Regions from separate parts of the Homo sapiens genome. Here region 2 is linked to region 1. A link is a loop called in an ENCODE intact Hi-C map of the cell type or tissue named here. Cell type or tissue: heart right ventricle. All regions are shown on one strand.

Region 1 (8,000 bases):
AGATTCAATCTGAGAACGAATGTGGTCTTTGGCTCAAAAACAGTATTCTCTGGTTCCAGTTACTGAGGTCCTTCCAGGAGGAAGTCTAGGTCACTGAACAACATCTGCAGTGATGGTGGGCACTCTCTGCTGTTTAACTGAATCACCAGAAAAGAACAAAGCTGCCAGTTAGCACAGAGATCACTGGGCAGGTGACATAGTCTGTACCCCATATATATTGTCCTTTAGCCCCTAGCCAGATTATCCTTGGTTTACAATACTTCTAAATTCACTTAATTAATGAGAAGTAATCATGGGACATTAAAAGTATTGCTAAAGCACAAACTTTGGCAAGCACATAGGTATGTCCAGAGGGCCCCCTACTGATTGAAATCTATTGTGTGTCTACAGTGTGCCAGGTGCTTTACATGCATTTTCTCATTTGATCTTCACAATGATCCTGTTTTACAGAAAAGGAAGTCATGGAAAAGAGGTAACTCATCTGAGGTAACTCAAATGAGCAGACAAATGGTCGGGCCAGGGTTTAAAGGCAGGCCTTTCAGACACTGAAAGTTTCTTGAGTTCTTTCTATCCCTTTGGCTTTATAGTTTTTTTTGTCTGTTTTCTGTTTTTGTTTTTGTTTTTAATGGAGTCTTTCTCCATTGCCCAGGCTGGAGTGCAGAGGCAAGATCTCAGCTCACTGCAACCTCTGCCTCCCCAGTTCAAGCGATTCTCCTGTCTCAGCTTCCTGAGTAGCTGAGATTACAGGTGCATGCCATCATGCCCAGCTACTTCTTGTATTTTTAATAGAGACGGGGTTTTACTATGTTGGCCAGGCTGGTCTCAAACTCCTGACCTCAAGTGATCCACCCGCCTTGGCCTTTCAAAGTGCTGGGATCATAGGCATGAGCCACTGTGCTCAGCCTGGCTTTATAGATTTTTACAGCTGTGGAGCCCCTCCTTTTTTTTTCTTCCCCAAATGAAGCAGCTTAAAGCTGAATAAATCAACGTCAAAAAGATCTGCCTTTGGTAGTTCATTTCTCTACTCTGCCAATTGTTCTTTTCTCTTCAGACATTTTATGTTTGAAAGTTTTCGTATTTGGCCTTAACCTAAAAGTTGAAGCTCTCAGGAAAGTTTAATGAAGACTTAACAAAAAAACAACAAGCTATATTTAAGTAATGTGATTGAAAGGGAAAAATCCTCACCTCCACCACCAGGTTCTTTTTTCAAAATTGTCTATTTTCGTACTTAACAGCTAAAGTGCTTTGAAGCGATGTGATCAGTCATACATGAATACATAACTCTTTATGCATAAAAAAAGTAAATAACAAAAATAGAATCGGATAAGAGAAAACATGTTCTGTATTTTTCTATCCTCTGATTTAATACGATACTGCCTTTTCAAAGTTCGTGAGGTCACTGCCTGAATTTTTCCCTTTTCTATTCCACAAGTGAAGTCACACTCAGCTCTGCTTTGTTTATTCTCATAAATTTGGGATGTCGAGGAGAGGGGGCTGGAATGATGAACTTCTAAGCAAGCTGGAGGGAGTATGGCAAGATGAGAACATGCTTTGGAAGGGTGTGTCTGTAGTCTTTGCCCTGCCATGAAATTGGAAGAGTATAGGGTTGGAATACAGAGCAGGGGTTTGGAGTTGTCCATACTTGGGTTAAAATCTGAGTCCTGTCGTGAACCTGGTGAAATGCTTGTGTGGGTTTCCCCTGCCTACTGGAATCTGTTTCTTTTGGTAAATGGAAATAGTATTTGCTTCCTAGGGTTCTTGTGAGCCTGGAATGAAATAGTCTATGTGAGGCACATAGGAAGACTTTGGTGTGTGGAAAGTCCTTAGTCACTGAAGTCTTGGGACTTCAGTACCGGAATTCAGTGACCACTATGCAGAAGGCTTACACTTTGAGATGATACAGGTGGAAGTCTTGGGTCATCTAAGGGAACAGGTAGGAAGCAGACAGGTCTTGTTCTTCAGGGGCTCTGTGAGGCAGAGTCTGGATCTTATTTACTAAAGCATGGAATCAGCCTTAACAAGGGATTGGTGACTGTCTTTTGGGGCACATGGAATAGGACTTAAAGAAGATTGGGGTAGGTGGGGCAGGAGATCAAGCTACGTAAGGGCAATAGGCATTGGGACATGGACCTTAATTAGGAAAGGAAAATTTTGGAAGGGCACAGTCTCTTGTGGCCATAGAATATCTTTCTACGGGAAGGCATTTACAGTTTGTCTTCATTTTTAGTTTTCTATTTTGAGGAAAATTTATGTTCTTTAAACTATCACAGAGTAAACAACACTGTATTTCATTGATTGAGAGTATACATTCTTGTGTCAGAATGCCTGGCTTCTGTTCAATTATATTCTAAGCATATGACCTTTAGTAAGTTACTTTATTTCTCTAAGCCAGTGGTTCTCGACTGGGGGTGATTTGGCTGATTTGGCCCTACGAGGGTATTTGGCAATGTCTACAGACAGTTTTTGGTTGTCACTTCTGGATATGGGGTATATTACTGGTATCAAGTGAATAGAGACCATGGATACTGCTAAATAGCCTATAGTACATGGAACATTTCCACCACAACAAAGGATTATCCAAAATGTTAGAGTGCCAATGTTGAGGTACATAGTTCTAAGCTGTACCTTCTTCTTTAAAAAGAGAATAACATACTTACCTTGTGGGTTTGTTGTAAGGGTTAAAAGAGATAAAGATTAAAAGTGTTAAGTGTATATCCTGGCTTTTAGTAAGTGTAAAGAACATTTTAGCAATTGTTATCAATGTTACTATTTTGACTTATTGTTGTTTATGTAGTAAATTTATGACTTATGTTTCATAAATGTAGCTGACAAGATTTTATAGGTGTATTAGATACATTTACATTTCACAAGGAAAATTTTTAGACGTACTTTTAATCATGCTTTGAAAGAGATTTTAAAGTTGTCTTGAAGGGTTAATATTGTGTGGCTTATATAAACACAGTATACTACGTTCTGAAACAAATTAGAAATCATAAGTTCCACATGCTATTGTATTTTACTAGTCCTGAAAAGCACAAAATCACAGGTCTTAAATGAAACACTTTGGTATTGTTGCACATTGTTACCTAGGAGGCAATAAAACAAAATATATTTACTGGGAAATGAAGTTCCATCCCTTACTTGTGGGGGTAGAGACAGTAAATTATAATAGTGATTTCAGTGAAAATTAGTAGGTACAAAGCAAATCACAATATAAATGGGAATAGATTCCTACTTAGTATACCCTGACAACACAAATATCCCTAGAAATTGATAAAAGTCCAGTGCTTCTGAAAGCATGGCTGAATGTGGAGTCACAGGCAAGTTCCTTCCTGCTGCGAGGTTCTGAATCGCGGAGCTCTGCCACCAGGGGACAGGGTCGTCCCCGTTGTCCTGCACTCTGGTATGTACATAAATGGAGGACTTTGTGTTGACTTTTCTACAATCAGTTCTTTAATCTTTCAGATGTGTTCCACCATTAGATCATAATCAAGAATTCTCAGAATTAGCACTGCAATTAAAGCATGTGAGAACCCGATGTGAGCAATATGGACTGTGAGATGTGCAATCATCCTTCTGCTGTCATACCAAATTCATAATCCTACATCTTTGATAATTTTGCCATGATTTTTTGGATAATTTTAGTAACTACAAGTGTGCTCTGTTGTTTGTAATAGTACTATCTTTACTGATCACCCCTACTCACTCATGACCCATTATCAAGAAAGTAGGTTAACCCTTAAGGTAATGCAAACAGTGCCTGTTTGCTGGGTAAACAGAAGCCCCATTCCTTCAGAGGACATAATGCTACTATTTGGGAATGAAGGTACTTAATAATAACAATATAATACTGGTGATGAGGATGATGATGGTGGTGCTGATGGTGGTGGTGGCCCATGAGCACAGTTATTGCTAACTTCATACTTTCACCTGTTTGCTTTACATCTGCTTTTCTTTCCTGCTGATTCATTCTATTGAGAAACATGTTCTGGGAGCATGATTTTGAGATCTGACAGATGAGATTCTGATGAAGCCATTGTAAAGCTTAAATCGCTTCCCATTTAGCATCATTATTTTGAATAGAAAGAAATGTTTCTTAAATTAGTCTCTTGTGTCGAAGATGAATCATGTTTAAAGGGTGCTTTTTGTCTTCAGATTCATAGGGTAGATGATCCCCCCTCTTTGATATCAGTGACTTACTTTTGCCACTGGCTTGGGTGGAACATTGTAGGAGCATAATTATACCAGAAGACTGTAAAAAGGCAATATATCACTAGCATTCAGAGCATGGATTTTGGGGTCTGAGAGATGTAAATTTAAATCCATTTTCCACCACTTAAACTTTGTGATTTTTCGGCCAGTTAAGCTTATTCTCAGGGTGGGGCTTACTAATGGTACCTAATTCAAAGGGTTGTGATAAGTAAATGAGACAATGCGTGTATGCTATATGGCCCAATTCTAGATATATATACTAGCTGTTAATATAATGCCTGCCCTCCCAATAAAAATTAATGGCCACAGAATGTCTTCCTTCATCATAATTAACTCTCTGCAAAACTTGGCCTCCCTCAGGCACTTATTCTGCTTGTGCGGGAGATTAATTCTTCAGGATCTCATTTATTGGAGGATTTGTTGGAATGGGGTCTGCAATAGGCGGAGGTGGGAGAATCTGTGTCTCATGCTTCAGGATGATCCTCAAGGCTGTGAAGGCAAAACTTGCAGGTCTGCATAAAGAGGCTAAAAGAAGAAATCCAACCCTTTTATCCTAAGATTCTAGGTGTCACCTACTACTGTTATTCTTTTGATCCCTGTATTTATCTTCTAGTAGGCTCTGCAATGCATAGATCTGTGGGCAGGGACCTTATGTTTCCACCATATATTTAAAAAGGGTAGGTGAGATTTGCAAAATGAAAGTCAGTCCATGTGGTTTGCATTAATAATACTACTGAGAGATTGAACAAATTGAAAGTACTTATTTTAAAAATAAGTCATACTGAATGTTTTGAGTTGAGTGTATTTTATTTATGGAGGTAAATTTTGACCTGACTCCACTCTCAGACTCTTCATTTCACTACAGGTTTACTGAGTGGAACTATGCAATTAGTAGTCAAGCACTGTGAGACATTAAACCAAAACCAAAACAAAAAATGAAATGTGGTTTCTGCCCTCAAGGAGCTAATGACATAATTGGAGAGATATAGGACCCAGACAGGTAATTTCAATATAAGTTATTTGACAAAGGTACAAAGTCATAGAGAATTTCAATATTAAGTTCTTGGATAAAGATGTAAAGATTTAGTTACATCTGCTTAGTTTGGGGGTTCAGAAAAGTCTTTCTGTAGATGACACCTGAGGCTTAAGGATGAGTAAGAAAAACAGCCAGATGTGGAAAGGTGGTATGGGTGTTTTATTTAGAAGGAATACTATGAGCAGATAGTTCATTTTTATCACCGCTTTTGTTATCTGAGTCCCAGTCCCTGCTCTGGCTTGAGTGAGGTTTGTATGCAAGAGAAGGGAAGGATTGCTATGCTGTGGGTATCCTTGTGGGTGAGGGGCAACTCCCTGCCTTAATTACCTTATCGTGAACTAGATTATCACTCCCCTAAGGGCTGCAAGCAAAAGACAGAAAACACCTAATAAAGACCTTTCTCTACTTGAGAACATGCAGTGTGGCCATTTGGGCTATGTGGACCACTTGTCTGTCAGAATGGCCCATTTCAAAGAAACCAGGAATCACTTTAAAATAAGAATCAGGGAAAATAAAGACTCCTACAACTTCCATAAAAGAGTAGAGATTGACAGTAAATGATGAGATGTGATCCCCCCTTTTTAAATTTTCTCAGCTTTTGTAAGGCTGGTATGATTTCTTTCTTACGTAATTGATAGAATGCATCAGTGAAACCATCTAGATCTGTCTGTCTTTGTAGGAAGATAGTATTGAAACAGTTCTCAAATGGTATCAGAATTACCAGCAAGGTCTGTTAAAACACAAATTGCTGTGACCCCCACCCCACCCACTCTAAAGTTCTGATTTGGTAGGTCCGAGTGAGAGCTGTGGATTTACATTTCAAAAAGTTTGCAGGTGTTGCTGATGCTGCCTTTCTGCTGGAGCTACATGTGGATAACCTCTGCCTTAATAGGTATAGGGATATTCAGAGTTTCTATTTCTTGTTGAGTCATTCTTGGTTAAGTTGTGGTTTTTCAAGGAATTTGTTCATTTCATCTAAGTAGTGAAACTCATTGACATAATGTTGCTTGCCATCTTTTTAATATCTGTAAGATCTGCAATATCTCTTTTTCATTCGGGACATTAGTAATTTGTGCCTTCTCTTATTTCTTGATCAAGCTTGCTACTTGTTTATTACTTTTATTAATGTTTTTAAAAATCTTCTGTCCTTGTTAACTTTTTCTGTTGATTGTGTTATGTTTTATTGTGCTCTGCTTTTTGTTTATTATTTCCTTTCTTCTACTTACTTTGGGTTTAATTTGCTCTTCATTTTCTAACTTCTTAAGGTGAAACGTAGGGCATTGATTTTAAACCTTCCATCTTTTCTAATATGAGCATTTAAGCTATACAACTCACTCTAAGCACTTTCTTTCTCTGTACATCCCTGTTGCCTCATCCATACCCCTATTGTTACCTAGTAAACCCGTAGGATGGATATGCTGGGGCAGGTGAATGAATGAATGAATGTAGCTGACCTGGTAGTTTAGATGGCTCTTCCTTCATCCTTGTTTCTTGCGTATGTGGTTCTCAGACAAAGGAATTCCATTTATAGGAGAAAAAGTCATTTCTGAAGTAAACAATTTGTGAATGGAGAAACCTGTGTTTAGAAAAAGTGTGGTACCTGTGAGGCTGGCCTGACACTTAAAGAGCATGATTCCACTGCTATGTTGGCTGAATTTTCTCTGAGCTTGCCCCACTCTGGTGTTTCCTTCACAGGCCAGGCTGTCCTTCTTGTTCATTATCCAAGGGGGTCAAGATGAAATTTCTCTCCCTTCAAGTCAGTTTTCACAATTGACCAGGCACGTTAAAGCTGAAACATGGGATTACCTTTCCTGTTTTCTCAGCAGCAGCTGGCATCCATTGCCATCAGAAGCAAGAGCTGCCCTCTGCTAATAGACTCTATACACTTGGACAGAGATGATTCATACTGCTAGGATTTCGAGCTCCTGGGTCTCTTGAGATGAAAACTCTCAGATGCATAGATTTTCTGGCTTTTGGCAACTCATTTAATGAGCAAATAATTCGGATGCTCTTTACCCCCGCAAGGAAATAGGGAATTCCCTGGGAAATTTAGTTTGGGACCCATCACTGTATAAATCATTTACAACAAACGTTGATCAGAAAATATAATTTCTTTATTCTCTTCCTTTTAAATTTATACCATTGGTATTGATTGCAAAACAAACAACAACCAAACAAACAAGCTAGGTGTAAGAGTTAAAGAAAGAGGAAAGAAACGTGAAAAGCAGCTCAATAGTCAAAGACAGGTTTATTTTGGAGAATAAACCTGAGAGGGGCTTCTGGCCAATTTGGTCAGGAGCACTCTCTCTTACAGACTAAGAGTATTTAGGGGTTCAGAGTGAGAGAGTTTATCACAGGCTCGGAATGTTTCTGTGTGGAGGAGAAGTTTATTGTGGGGTTGGAATGTCTCTGGTTGTAGGGGAGTTTATCTTGGGGCAGGCATGTCTCTGGTTGTGGAGGCGTTTGTCTTAGGGTTGGAATGCTTCTGGTTGGAGATGTCATTTGTAGTTTATGGTCATGCTGACATTAGCCATTAGGCTGATGTCCTTTGGGTTGGATTTCGGTGGCTTTTGATCAAGGGGAACTTTAAAATGTTGGTGCTTTTCCAAGAGGGCAATGCTCCTGCTCTGTCACTAGGCTGAGGAGAAACTAAACTTTGCCTTTAAATAATAGAGTATGATTGTAATAATAAAAATAGCCATAATATTACTTGAAGATGCATGATAATCATGTCCTTGGCACTGAGATAAAT
Region 2 (8,000 bases), 260 kb after region 1:
GATAGATAGATAGATAGATAGATAGATAGATAGATAGATAGATAGATAGATAATATAATATATTTTCTTCTTTCTTAACCTATGAGCAGAGACTTTGATGATGGAAATTACTTTGTAACATTCCCCATGGAGCCTAGGAAAAACAATAGAAAAAAAGCATGAAATCTTTTTCTCATAGTGAAATAGAGAAGATTCTAAGATTGGAAATCTGTGTATGTGGTGTTCTATCCCAAATAAAGAGAATTTAGGGAATTCAGGCAACAATTTTTTTCCTAATTGGAAACTTTGTTCTGATCCTGAGATGCCCACACACCCCACAGGAGACGCAGTGCTGGCCCACCACAGTGTTTGGAACACGGTCAGCATTCAGGAAACACATTCAAAATCGTCTAACTGAATTCCACTATCCACTTGTGAATGCAAACAAAATTCAAATTTCCCTGAAAATTTATTCAACTTCTATATGCCAAGCACACTGCTAAAGGCTTATCTTCTAAGTATATGCAGGCATACCCTACTCACACAAATAGCTTATTACCAGAGATAGGAAATTGCAGGTAATTTGGGAGAAATTGTCATAGCCAAATTTATGGAAAAAATAAAATAAAAACTTCTCTATGGCCTCTTGATTTAAGAAAAAAACAGAACAATACAAAAAAAAAAAAGCACTAAAACAGGATTTATCTGAGAATGTCTTTCCAAAAGGGAAGATGACACCAATCTATATAAAACGTCAGTGGATTTACTGAGAATCCGAGTGGAAACTTTTAAAACCTTAAACAGACTCTCCTACAGCAAATAGATTCTCTATGTGCAGCATGAGGAATCACTGCATAGTTCTGCTCCACCAATAATATGATTGGTACAGCACCAAACCATGGCAAAGTTAGATGTTAAAGAACATAATGTTGCAATAATGATGTTATATTGGATCTTATGCATGAACAAATGGAAAGTAATAATTTATCAACTGTGATCCATGATTAAAGGCCTCATTATCACTAAGAAAATGAACTTAATGAAAAAAATTATAATGAGCAATGACAATATTCCTATAAAACCTCCCTCTGGGTATCAAGAGACATATTACCTGCCAAGGCCAGATTTTACTTTTTAAGGTTTCCTCTCTCTCACCAAAGACACTAGTGGGCACAGAGGTGACACTAGAGTTAGAATGTTACCAGAGTCATTTGCATTAGACAGTTTATCTGATCATGAACATGTTCCCAGGGAGATTAGAAAAATGGGAAGCAGGCCTCTAAAGATCCTCCTTGGACATTTGTAAAAAGGCTGGCTGCTTCTCCAGGAATGTCTGAATTAAGCAAGAATTGTGCCACTGAAATAGCTTCTTGTTTTTATATTAAACAAGGAACGATTGTGCAGTGGATGACCTGGACTGAAAGATGTATGATGGTCAAGTTTAAACATATTAATTCCTGATTGTTTTCTTAAATACCCACCCTAGTCATTTTTTGGAAAATATTGCCAGACATATTTGACATGAATTCATGTTTATTCTGGCTTCTGTTCCCAAGCAGAAGTGGATTAACCCTGGCAATGGCTGGCTTCACTAACTGTACTTGCACCCAGCCTGGGCTGCCATCTGCTCAGCCAGGAGAAGCAGGGAGTGGGGTGTGGGCCCTTTAAGTTCGCTCAGGGCACACTCATTCAGTCTCCCCTGAGGAGACCTTGTCCCCCTTTGTGGGGTGAATGCTGGCTGTTGCAGGCCAGAGGCAGTGCCAACTGGAGACTCATCCTCTCAGCTTTGGTCAGCTTCAGCCACGTATTCTTCATGAGTGCTGGCTTCTGAACCTGCAGGATCATTTCTCAGTCAGTTTATGGTGCAGGGTAATTCATTTAAAATAAAGCCCATTAAAACCCCATGGCTATAGAATGGGTTTTAAATAGATTGTCCTGGAGACACATCATTGTATAGTCTTTGCTTCCCTCTCATGACCTATCTTGGAGTAGAATTTGTGTACTACTGTCCTTGTCTTTGAGTGGGTATATGTGTGATGGTACAGAAATACAGTCACATATTATATTAATATATATAGATGGATAGGAAAAACCTACAGCCATAGGTATTGTCCAATAACTGATTCTAGAGGTAGAACTATAGAGTATACATTTCCTTTTTTCTTGCTTTGATGATATTTTTATACAATTTTATATGCTATAAAATTTTCAAAAATATATTTGCTATTTTCATTTGTAGAGCTTGGTTAGGTTTTTATCAGCTCTTGTGCCCACTGTACAACCAGATTCCCCTCATCTAATTTAAATGTCTTCCCTTTTTCAAACTCTCCTTTATGTTTTCCTTTTTTTTTCCTCCCATTTTTCTACCCTTCACAAATTCCTTCTTTTGCTTCTGTCCAGGTAACCCATTCTGCTTGCAGTATCATTTTAGCACGTACAAACACAAAATAATGGGAAAAATAAAAGCACCTTGTTCCATGCAATTCGTATGGGAAAGTTTTGGGTGTCAAAGGTCGCTGGGGATAGATGGGGAGGCAGAAATAGCTTGGGAAAAGGAAGCAGGAAAAAAGGAAATCTTTATGGGAAATCAATTACCCAAAGCAAGGTGAGTCACCTAGAGGTGAATATGATGTTGTTATTGTCCTCCCTTAGTGTACAGCACAGTTTTTGCTCTCACAGGGTTTTTCTCTTTAGGATGCGTAGCACCCTATGCATTAAATACATAGCATCCTAAAGACACCCTACTCACCTTGAGTCTGTAGGCTCTTTCCTGATGAGGGCACTGGCCATATATGAATGGAAAACTCAACTCATCTCCTCAGCTTTAGATGTTGCTGCTGTTCAGCTGGATTTGTGAGAAATATCTGGATTACTATCAAGAACATTTAGCAAGACTCAAAAGAGAGAGGCAAGCAGAACCAAAACCCAAACCTCAACCAATGACTAGCTGAATAAACAATTCTTTGGAGGAATAAGGAAGGTATTTCTGGATGTATTCTGAGAATGCTCTTCCAAAAGGGAAGATGGTAATAATGGACTTGTTTTGATTTCATGGTTGTGATAGAATGTACTTCCATGATGTGAAATACACTTCTGGCAGATAAAATGCAGGTTGTAATTTGCATTTGTACATCACAGGGTAAAAGAATGGCCATCCATTCTGAGGAAGAGTGTTCTGTTCTCTAAGATGCTGCTTAACCAATGTTATCCAAATGCCATAGCATCATATCTCCAAATACAAGATTAAATCATAAGGATTCATGTAAAACAGAGTATACTGAGCTGTTCTCAGAAAAATTAATGATGTGTTTATTGTAAATCTTTATTGCACAGATGAGCCTGACAGTCCTTCAATGTATAATTTTCCCCCAGCATCTAGTAATGCATAAGTACTTGTATGTTCTTCTGATTACCAAATAAAAACAATGAGTTAACCTCTTAATTGGAATTGGAAAAATGAAAAGACTTTTTTTTCTTTCTTTGAATGTTTCCCATTGTTGTCCATGTTCTGTCTCAGATATAGAGCTGTCCAAACTCAGTCAACCATCTGTCTCTTTTGTATTCCCTTAAACGTCTCATAATACCCAGGCACCAAGTGCCTTTGCCTGCATGCTGAAAGACATACACAGAGTATGACTATATCACGTTTCATTTCACCTTTTTTGACTGTGAGGGATGAAGTAAATGGGTTATCAGAAGCTTATCAGAGGCATAAGAAATCTCAGCATTCATGGAATTAAGCTGGATTCCATATGTTTAATTTTCTTCAGGGTACAATGATATGGTTTTACAGCCCTGTGATGCTAGCTTTCTGAATTGCAAACTTTTTCTTTCTCCTACTCTTGAAAGGGGTATATTTGGCAATATTTTCCTGCTCAAGCCATGAACATAAGGAGTCTGACTAGGGAATGCAGATGTTCCTTGACTTACCATGGGGTCACGTCCCAATAAACTCATTGTAGGTTGAAAAAACTGTAAGTCGAAAATGCATTTAATATGCCTAACCTACCAGCTGTGTTTGAATCATAGCTTAGGCTATCCTGCCTTAAGCATGCTCAGAACACATTATCCCAGAGTTGGGCAAAATCGCCTAACACAAAGCCTATTTTATAATAAAGTGTTGAATAGCTCATGTAATTTATTGAATACTGTTCTGAAAGTGAAAAACAGAAAGGTTATATACGGTTTCTTCTGAGTGTGTATTGCTTGTGCATCATCATGAAGTCCAAAAATTTAAGTTGGGCCATCATGAGTCAGGGACTCTGTGTAGTCATTCATTACTCCCCTTTGTGGGGATAAAAGTGGTTTACATCCTTTATGGCATCCAGCCTGATGCCTTCAAACCGGCCTCAGAGAGAGAACCCTCTAGTGGTGATACTGAATATTACACAAATACCACCCCTTCATCAGGGCCTCCTGGTGTATCGTTTCGCATGGTATTATTGCTCTGATGAAGGCGACTGTGATGTTTCTCCAAAGCAGCCATGCTTGCCATTCACTGAAACATATTTTTAATTTTTTTCTTAAAGTAAAAATAGAATTTACTCAATTTGGAAAGTATCGACAGTATAATAGGAAACTTAAAATCACTTGTAATACCCCATCCAACAATTAATCATTGTAGATACTTTATTTTCTTATGATCTTTCGCTATGCATTTTTACACAGTTAAGGCCATATAGTATAGTTAATTTTGAATTATGGTTTGTTCACACAACATTGGATTGTAAGCATTTTCTTGTGAGTGTTTTTTTAACTTCTCCATTAATATAATTTCAATAGCAGCATAATATTTTATTCTGTGGCTCTAGCGCAATTTACTTAACCACCTCTCTGCTGTTGGGCAATTAACTTATACGCTTTTATTTTATTTTTTGCAGTTGTAAATAGCAGCAATGGAGCTCTTTGTACATAACGCTTTGTCACATTTCTGAATATCTCCACTGGACAAATTTCCAGATATACAATTACTGGGTCACAGGTTGTTAACACTTTTTTTAACTCCTCATTCATATGTCCAATTCAAGTTCAAAGCACATTCAAATATTTTGAAAGCCACATTTAAATAGCTTGTGGTGTTGTATCTCTGAATAGCTCTTGCTTTTAATCATTCTTCTTTGTGATGAACAGACATATTCAAATCACACGAAACTAAACCTAGTATTGATGGTGGTTGTATTGTGCAGGAAAAAAGCATTAAATACTCTGAATATGCAGCTCTAATTTATATACTCTTGGTTGATAACTCTTAGGGCAGTGTGTGGGGGGTGGGGGGTGGGGCGTTGAAGACCTCCAGACTCTTTCAGTGTTCCCACAGCCTGAAGCAGAACTTGGACTTTTACTGATGCTCTCTCTTCAAAGCTGTAAAGGGGCAAAAACGATGATTTGTTCTGAGGCTTCAGGCAATGGCTTGTTGCCCTGTGCCCCAGCCCAAATGGAACACAAAGAAGATGTTGGCAGATATGCTCAGCAATAATGATCAGAGGTCTGTGGGTATCAGAAAGGCAGTCATTTACAATATGCTAAAACAGAGAAATTGAAAATGGCCAATAAGTTGACAGAAACTTTCATACCTCAGCTTTTCAGCATCCTCCTCTGCCCTGTGGGATCTGGTTGTACTATAATAACATTGCTATTGCCAGACCATTAATAATGATGATGTTTGGTCTCAAGAGCTCTTAAATCACCCTTTCTCCAGCAGGCATAGGCTTGGCCAGGCTAACCCCATTTTGCAGAAGGGAAATTATTTGTTTGAGGTTAAGCTGCAAATCACTGTGCTTTAGCACTAACTTTGTGAAGTCCCGAGTCTTAGGTGTGCGTTCACCCTGAGGCGGGTAGCCTTAGTTGTCACTTCTATCACTGTCCTCTTCTCCACACTCTTGATGAATTGGATTCATTGCCCTCTAGTTGAACCAAACAAGGACATTAATTTGAAATATCTGAAAGCTATTCATTTGTCAAAGGATACCTCAAGTCACATAAGCTGCAGTGGTGACATCTCTGCCCCTAGCTGACGGATTGGGTTGTTTACTCCTTAAATGGCCACATGCTGTGAGTCAAGGGAAATGTAATTCCTGACCTTAAAGTGTTTATTTCCCAAAGATGACAGATTACCTACTTAGACACACACACACACACACACACACACACACACACACACACAAATGCACACGTGCACACACACGCATGCGCACATGCACATACACACACCTTTCTAAAACAAATAATAAAAACTGTGTTGTATGACACAGTTTGCTAAGCACTGTCATGTGTGTACTCTTACTTGATGCTCGCAATTATTGTCCTGACATTGATGTTTTCTCAATTTCATAGATGAGGAAAATGAAATTTAGCAATAGCAGCATTGACATAGTTGTTTGTTCATTTGCTTTTATTTTACCTCATTTATCAGATATTTGAGAATTCTAAAATCATGCAAATTTAATACATTGCTTTTTTAATGATTAAGTAAATGGAATAAAACCAGAGTCACAAAGTAGAGCTAGCATAGATGGAACAAACCAGGGCAAATGTTAATAAGCAGACGTGCAGTCTAAATCGGCCTCCCCTGATTCCTAGCATTATGCCATAAACTGGGTCTAAGCTTTCTGGAATCTTAAGTTTAAATGGAAATAAACCATTTACAAGATTCACATCCGTGAGGATGAGCACACCAGTTGTTTCAGAAGAAAGTAAGGCTTCCCTCCCGACAACTGAAAGAAACATCTCTGGGTATTCAGTGAAGGCAGTGTTTCTCATGGCTGCAGATCAGGCTCACCTGGGAACATTAAAAAGTCCTCATGCCCAGGTCCCACCCAGACCAACTAAACAGCATCTTGGGGTGAAGGGTCAGGTGTCAGCATATTGTTTAAGAACTCCCCTGATGATTCTAATATGTAGCCAGGATTGAAAACCACTGACAGAGTAGATTTCTACAATGAATCCAAGAACCAGTTCCATGTGGTGGGTGGTCTGAAGCCTTCTGTGTGCATCATACAGTACAGTTTAGAAGCTGGGTCAGGACTGGCTGTTCCCACCTGGTTTCTGATGTTCTTCCTGGACATGAGAGGGAGCAACGGAAGGGTGAAGTGCGAAGGGCTTTAGAAAATGAAACTCAGATGTGTTGGGTATTACTCCCATGAGTGGAACTTTGAGTAAAGTGATAGGTAATTTGGTAGCTTCCTCATGGAAAGAGATTTCAAGAACACATCCTCAGTGAACTGGAAGCCAGTGGGAGGCTGACTCAGAACCTAACCCCCCGCCAATGGCCCGTGGCAAAATCAAAACCAGTTTTATTTTATGTATCCCCGCCTGCTACCTGTATATGGCTCATGGTTATGAGAGGTGGGATGGCTTCATCCCTGTCCTGATATATTGGGCATCTCACCAAGCTAACAGAGAAAATAACAGCATTTCCAGAAGGCCTTGTAGTTCTGCTTTTTCACTGACTCAAGGTTCCCAGAGTTCCCTTACTCAGTGTTTGCAAAGAAGACACCAAGGGGATGAAAAGCTACCTCTACGAAAAGCTATCAAGCTGCAGGCTTTTGGAAGATTATAGTCAGTTATTTTTTAAAAAATTCCACCAAGCATTTCTATGAAATAACCTGGCAATAGCGTTTCTACAGGTAGCAACATTGGAAGTTTGTGGTCATTGAGCACTTTGCAGTTTTTCAGGTACTCATGTAGGCAACATTAAATTTGTTCTCTCAACTTCACAAGAGTATCCACAGAAAGCAGAATGCCACACTTTTCGTTAGTTCGACAAAAGGAAATTTCTACCACACAAGGTGTTCCAAGCCTGTTTGATGATGGGAATCACCTGGGCCACCTGTGAAATACCCAGGTCCCTAAACCTCGCCTCTGGAAGTGCTGGCTCCGAGAGCTTAGTGAGGCCTGGGAAACTGGCTTTGTTTTTCATTTTTGTTAAAATAATTGTCCCAGGTTTTTCTTCCTCTTAGACAACTTTGGGAGACTGTGCTTGAAGGAAACCCAGACAATGGGTTGGTTAAGAAGCAGCAAGA

What was found. Peaks named below come from ENCODE experiments on the same cell type or tissue, not always from the same donor. Only the 100,000 strongest peaks of a DNase experiment are listed, where the experiment ranks them.
Region 2: a loop joins it to region 1, with 2.1 times the contacts of the local background. A loop is called at or near these places in 8 of 110 quality-filtered maps.

The regions. Positions count from the first base shown.
Region 1 is chr7:32,034,922-32,042,921 of GRCh38, reverse strand. The region is part of intron 2 of PDE1C (phosphodiesterase 1C); the gene reads left to right. Among named protein-coding and RNA genes, the nearest start is that of PDE1C, 31 kb to the left of the region's middle. In heart right ventricle, a CTCF peak has its summit at 3,365 (motif pointing right); no DNase peak of the experiment used is centred here; H3K27ac peaks cover 3,209 bases.
Region 2 is chr7:31,778,946-31,786,945 of GRCh38, reverse strand. The region is part of intron 16 of PDE1C (phosphodiesterase 1C); the gene reads left to right. Among named protein-coding and RNA genes, the nearest start is that of PPP1R17, 96 kb to the right of the region's middle. RefSeq lists a silencer at 4,275-4,324. In heart right ventricle, a CTCF peak has its summit at 4,350 (motif pointing left); no DNase peak of the experiment used is centred here.